Linked DNA regions of Homo sapiens: region 1 is linked to region 2. Evidence: chromatin loops called from intact Hi-C (ENCODE). Cell type or tissue: psoas muscle. All regions are shown on one strand. Links, peaks and the distances in the headings refer to the core of each region. The heading gives the core; the rest is flanking DNA.

What was found. Peaks named below come from ENCODE experiments on the same cell type or tissue, not always from the same donor. Only the 100,000 strongest peaks of a DNase experiment are listed, where the experiment ranks them.
Region 1: a loop joins it to region 2, with 2.1 times the contacts of the local background. A loop is called at or near these places in 14 of 110 quality-filtered maps.

Annotation. Positions count from the first base shown.
Region 1 is chr20:35,083,623-35,086,545 of GRCh38, forward strand. The region is part of intron 1 of TRPC4AP (transient receptor potential cation channel subfamily C member 4 associated protein); the gene reads right to left. Among named protein-coding and RNA genes, the nearest start is that of TRPC4AP, 7.7 kb to the right of the region's middle. In psoas muscle, for the core only: no CTCF peak of the experiment used is centred there; no DNase peak of the experiment used is centred there.
Region 2 is chr20:35,019,977-35,022,899 of GRCh38, forward strand. It overlaps TRPC4AP (transient receptor potential cation channel subfamily C member 4 associated protein), which reads right to left. Exons shown (of 19, transcript NM_015638.3): 9 at 1,214-1,380. Among named protein-coding and RNA genes, the nearest start is that of MIR499B, 31 kb to the left of the region's middle. In psoas muscle, for the core only: no CTCF peak of the experiment used is centred there; DNase peaks (open chromatin) are centred at 1,365 and 2,315; H3K27ac peaks cover 2,500 bases.

The sequences.
Region 1 (2,923 bases), core at 214-2,713, 64 kb after region 2:
ATTACAGGAAAATAACTTCCAATTTATACTTCTATACCCAGTCAAACTAAATATATGTGTCAGAATAAGACATTTTCTGATCTGCAAGCTTTAAAAAAAAAAAAAAAGTTACCTCCCATGTACTCTTTCTTGGGAGGCTACCAGAGAGTGTGCCCCAGGAAAAAGGAAGACAATTGAGGAAACAAGGTCTAAAACATGAGAAAAGAAAGAAAAATGCTCTGGATTTGGTGAAGAGAAGTCCCAAGAACTCAGCTGTATAGCAGACCTAGTAAGCAGCTAAACTAAACTGCTAAACTGCTAAACTGCAGTAGGGGAATGAAGGGCTTCAAATGATTTCTTTAAAAAAAAAAAAAAGTTTTAGAATTTAGGAACAAATTATAAGTATACAGAAAGCAGGCCGGGCGCGGTGGCTCACACCTGTAATCCCAGCACTTTGGGAGGCCGAGGTGGGTGGATTACCTGAGGTCAGGAGTTCGAGACCAGCCTGGCCAACATAGTGAAACCCCATCTCTACTAAAAATACAAAAAAATTAGCCAGACTTGGTGGCGGGCACCTGTAATCCCAGCTACTCGGGGGGCATAGGTTGCAGGGAGCCGAGATTGCGCCATTCCACTCCAGCCGGGCAACAGTGCGAGACTCCGTCCCAAAAAAAAAAAAGGTATACACAAGGCAAAACAATTTAAAAGGATGCATTATACCTGACTTCACCACCATGCGATACACCAATGTAGCAAAATTTCACTTGTACCCCATTAATACAAATTTAAAAACAGTAAAATAAATTAAAGGATGCACTATTATGCTAATGAAAGTCAAAAGGGTATATGTATATATGTGTGTATATATGTATATATGTGTATATATGTATATATCTATATATGTATATACGTATATATGTGTATATATGTATATATGTATATGTATATATGTTTATATGCATATATGTGTATATGTATATATGTTTATATGCATATATGTGTATATGTATATATGTTTATATGCATATATGTGTATATGTATGTATGTTTATATGCATATATGTGTATATGTATATATGTTTATATGCATATATGTGTATATGTATATATGTTTATATGCATATATGTGTATATGTATATATGTTTATATGCATATATATGTATATGTATATATATACAGGGTATATGTATATTTATCCTTCAATTTAAAAAATGGAAGAGGACTGTTTTTAACACTACAAAAAAATTATATAAAACAAATATAATTGTACAATATATGGCCCTGCTGTAAATAATAATGCTAACATCATAATGTAAATACTTAACAACAGCCAAAGCTGTGATATAACTACATTGGTAGACTAGTGGAGACGAGTAAGAAGGAATCGAATGTGTGAATTAAATCCTAGTCTTTCAAGAGCGAAGAAAATAGATAGTATCTAAAAGTGAAAAGAAACAGCTTTATAACCATGTTATTTAGAAATACTGGCTCTCCTGTTTCCTGGATCCTTCTCTTGCAAAAGAAATAGCTAAGTATGGACACTGAACAGCATTAGGAGTATGGAACTTAGAGGTGCAAAGCAGGCAGGGCACTGCTGTTTTTTTGTTACAAGCTCCATGATACGCAGAGATCTAATCACAGTCCAAATATTTGACTTCACAAGCAATTTCTTTACTATTTATACATTGTCTTACAAGGCATGTACTCTCATTTAAAAATAATAATTTGGGGCTGGGCACAGCGGCTTACACTCATATCCTAGCACTTGGGAGGCCAAGGTAGGCCCATTGCTTGATCCCAGGAGTTTAAGACCAGCCTGGGCAACATGGCAGAACCTTATCTCTACAAAAAAATACAAAAATGAGCTGCGTATGGTGGCATGCGCCTATAGTCCCAGATACTCGGGAGGCTGAGGTGGGAGGATTGCTTGAGCCCAGGAGGCGGAGGTTTCAGTAGTTTTTTTTCACCACTACACTCCAGCCTGGGCAACAGAGCAAGACCCTGTCTAAAAAAAAAAAAAAAAATCATTAGAATTTTGTTTTCCTTGTGAACAGCTCAGCACTGTGACAAAAGTGCCACCATTCAGTCATCTTCCCAGTTGAATTACTGGCAGGTATCACATGGGTTTTCTCTTGAAGTACTTGTGGTTTAACAGTTTACAGCAGTGATAATCTCTTACATCATACCCTCTAAACTGTCAACCTGTTTAGCAAATATGACATTTCTAGACATTTACAGTTTCCACTGATTTTATTGTTTTTAAAAATAACTAAAGGCTAAATTCCATGAAGATAACTGTGCATCTTATTTGTTTCTTTAATCCTAAATGTAAGACATCTAATGCCTCAAAATACCACACTAAATGCAAGGGTCTCGCGCAATCTCACTGCAACCTCCGTCTCCTGGGCTCAAGTGATCCTCCCACCTCAGCCCTGCCCCCTTCCCCCTCCCAGCCCCCCACACCACCACCACTGCCACCAAGTAGCTGGGATTACAGGCACGCACCACCACGCCCGGATAATTTTTTGTATTTTTAGTAAAGATGGAGTTTCACCCATCTTGCCCAGGTTGGTCTTGAACTCCTGAGCTTAAAGAATCCGTCTAGCTCGGCCTCCCAAAGTGCTAGAATTACAGGTGTGAGCCACCGCACCCAGCCTAAATAGATATCTTAAAGGATAATAAAGATAAAATACCTTGTTGGGTTATTCTGACAATACATGTTAACCACTGAATACTTTTGTGTCCTTTAATGGGGTATGATTCAGTAAAATTAGGAGCAAATTTAAGGGCTTGTGAATACGAAAACTTCCCATTGAAATGAATGGCATATGTGTGTGTGTGTGTGTGTGTGTGTGTGTGTGTGTGTGTGTGTGTATGTGTGTGTATATATATATGTGTATATATATGTGTGTGTGTGTATATATGTGTGTGTGTGTGTGTGTG
Region 2 (2,923 bases), core at 168-2,667:
CCACCCCTTACCTGCTAGTCTTAACCACCTCAATACCTGGCAAATCCATTCTCCTACTTCCTTGGGCGAAAAACCTTGGGAGTCACCCTTAACTCCTCTCCTCACTCTTAAGTTCACATCCAAACCATCAGCAAATCCTATCTTTCAAAACATATCCAGAATGCAACCACCTCCCACCAGTCCCACCATCAATGTGCTGGTCCTAGCTGCTATCATCTCTTGGCCCTATTATGAGGGCCCCTAATGGTCGCCCTATTCCCTTCCTTGCTGTTTCCAGTCTTTCCAAAAGCAGTCAGAGGAATGACTTCTCACTTCACTCAGAGTAAAAACCAAAGTCTTTAAAATGGCCTGTGACAGCTTGACATGACCTGGTCCCTGTGAGCCCTCAGCCCTCCTCTCCTGGCTGTTTGCTCCAGGCTGTCCCGCGCTGCCTCACTGTTCCAGCAACTATGCACACTCCTCCCCAGGGCACTGCCCCCTCCCACCTGGTACACTCTTTCATTCTCTTCTGGACGTTTTCATCCTCACTTGTAAAATGGGGGTAACTGCACCTCTGTTGCCCAGACTTGTGACAGTCCAGTGTCTGACTCAGAAAGATGTGGAAGGACTGCTGAGCCTCCAGCCTCTCCTGCCCCCATGCTTGGTTTCCTCCCTAGAAGGGCGCGGTCTGCAGGAAAAGGCTACTTCTCAATAGTCTTGAGGAGGGCCGCACTGTTCCAAGCCCTTTTTCCTCCACTGTAGGTTATGGGCCCCTCCTCCTCCGTCTTGGAACTACTTCAAGGCTCAGGGAACCTTGCACATCTGGAGCTCCCTGTACTTGCCCAGTTTTCCTAAGCAGACACAGCTCTGGGCTCTGTCCCACTGCCCTGAGCCCACATCAGGTTGGCAACTCCTCTAGCATGTCCACAGGGCCAGGCTTGCCAGCTTTCAACTCTTTAGTCTTCACCTCACAGAGGCAACTGCCTGCTTCTGCCCTCAGCACCAACCAAGACTGCCTAGAAACGCTCCATACAGCAAGGCACAGTGAAAAGACTCCCGGTTCTGGAATCAGCCTGGTTTCCTTATAGGTAGAACAGAAGGAGAAATACCCCTATGCTTTGCCAGGCTAAAGCGAGAGCCATTCTAACAGAAGGCCCAGTGGAGCACCTGGCATACCATGAGCACCCGGGCAGCACCTGCTCCCCGTGTCCTGAGACGCTGGAGAGGGGCCCACCTGGTTTCGCTGACGCCCCATCAGCAGCACGCAGAGGACATAGAGCACTTCCAGTTTGTACATGATCTCATGCATAATCTTCATTGACTGGGGCAGCTGGGTTCTGGCTGACGTGTGAGGCAGGCCATTCTCCTCAGAAGCCCCTGGAGGAGGGAACACAATGGAGGCTGACACAGCCACCGGAGACAGGATTGAGTCACAGCTTGTGAGGAAACACGTTTCTGCCCCTCGAACCTGCTCTGAACAGACTTGTAGCATGGCCATTCGGCTGGGCCATGAGCCCAAAACACAGACTCTGAAAGCTGCAAAACTCCCTCCACAATCCCAGGAGCCAGGTGAGCGCAGAGACTCGGAAAAATGGACTCTGCAATAGTTGTGCCTCATCAACTTTAACATAAAGTAAAAATATTCGGACACAGCCAATACAGTAACATGACCCATCCCTCCCTGCTTATGCCCTTCTCCTGCCACCAACCAGACCCCCAGGAAGTGCCCAGGCAGATGTATGACAGCAAATTATGGGGACCGCTCTTCAAGTCGCAAATGGCCCTGCTTACTTGGTTCTTCTGCTGAGACTCCATGAGGGACACTGCTGAAGCCCAAGAGGGATTCTTTTTGAAGAATTCCCCGTTTTTTAAAAGAAGAACCATCTAAATTTTTCTAAGGTTCAACTTTCTAAAGCAGACTGGGTATCACAACTGATGCTACTGATGCAGATGAACATATTATCTACAGGCAGATTTTCATTTTACCCAATGTCATTACTGCTAACATCAACAGCAGCTAAGTGATATTTATGGGACACTTGATATGTGTCAGACTTGCTGGCTTTATGACTTTGGGCCAGTCACCTCCTCACTAGGCCTTAGACTGCTCTGCAGCAGACAGCTAGGGTTACTGTGCAGACTGAATGGGAACGTAAGAGAAGCCCAGCATCTGATTCTTAGGAAGCCCCCATTCACTCCTAGATCCTTTCTTTACTTATTTACAGAGTCTTGCTCTGTCACCCAGGCTGGAGTGCAGTGGCATGACCTTGGCTCACTGCAACTTCCGCTTGCTGGTTTCAAGCAAGTCTCCTGCCTCAGCCTCCCGAGTAGCTGGGACTACAGGCATGTGCCACCACGCCCAGCTAATTTTTCTATTTTTAGTAGACATGGGGTTTCACCATGTTGGCCGGGCTGGTCTTGAACTCCTGACCTCAAGTGATCTGCCCGCCTCAGCCTCCCAAAGTGCTGGGATTACAGGCGTGAGCCACGGTGCCCAGCGTAGATCCCTACTATTTTAAGAGGGCATTGGTCAGAGTCAGGAGAGGCTAGGTGATCTTAGCAGAGTGACTTCCCTTCAGTTTCCTCATTTTAAAGGTGAACAGATGAATCAGTAACTGCCAAGGTCCTCTCAAGTTCCTACAGGAACTGCTTCCCTAGAGGCCTTTTGCAAAGGCCTCTATGTGTTATAGAGGAGTGGTTATCAGATATATTCAGGTAAGGCTCATACAGAAAACACAGTGATACTCTTTAAAGTATCAAGACAGAAGACCCTAACTTATTCCGACTAGGTGTGGTGGCTCATGCCTATGATCCCAGGACTTTGGGAGGCCGAGGCAGGTGGACTGCTTGAGCCTAGGAGTTTGAGACCAGCCTGGACAATACAGTGAGACCTCATTGCTATAAAAAAATTTAAAAAATTAGCTGGGCATGGTGGCATGCGCCT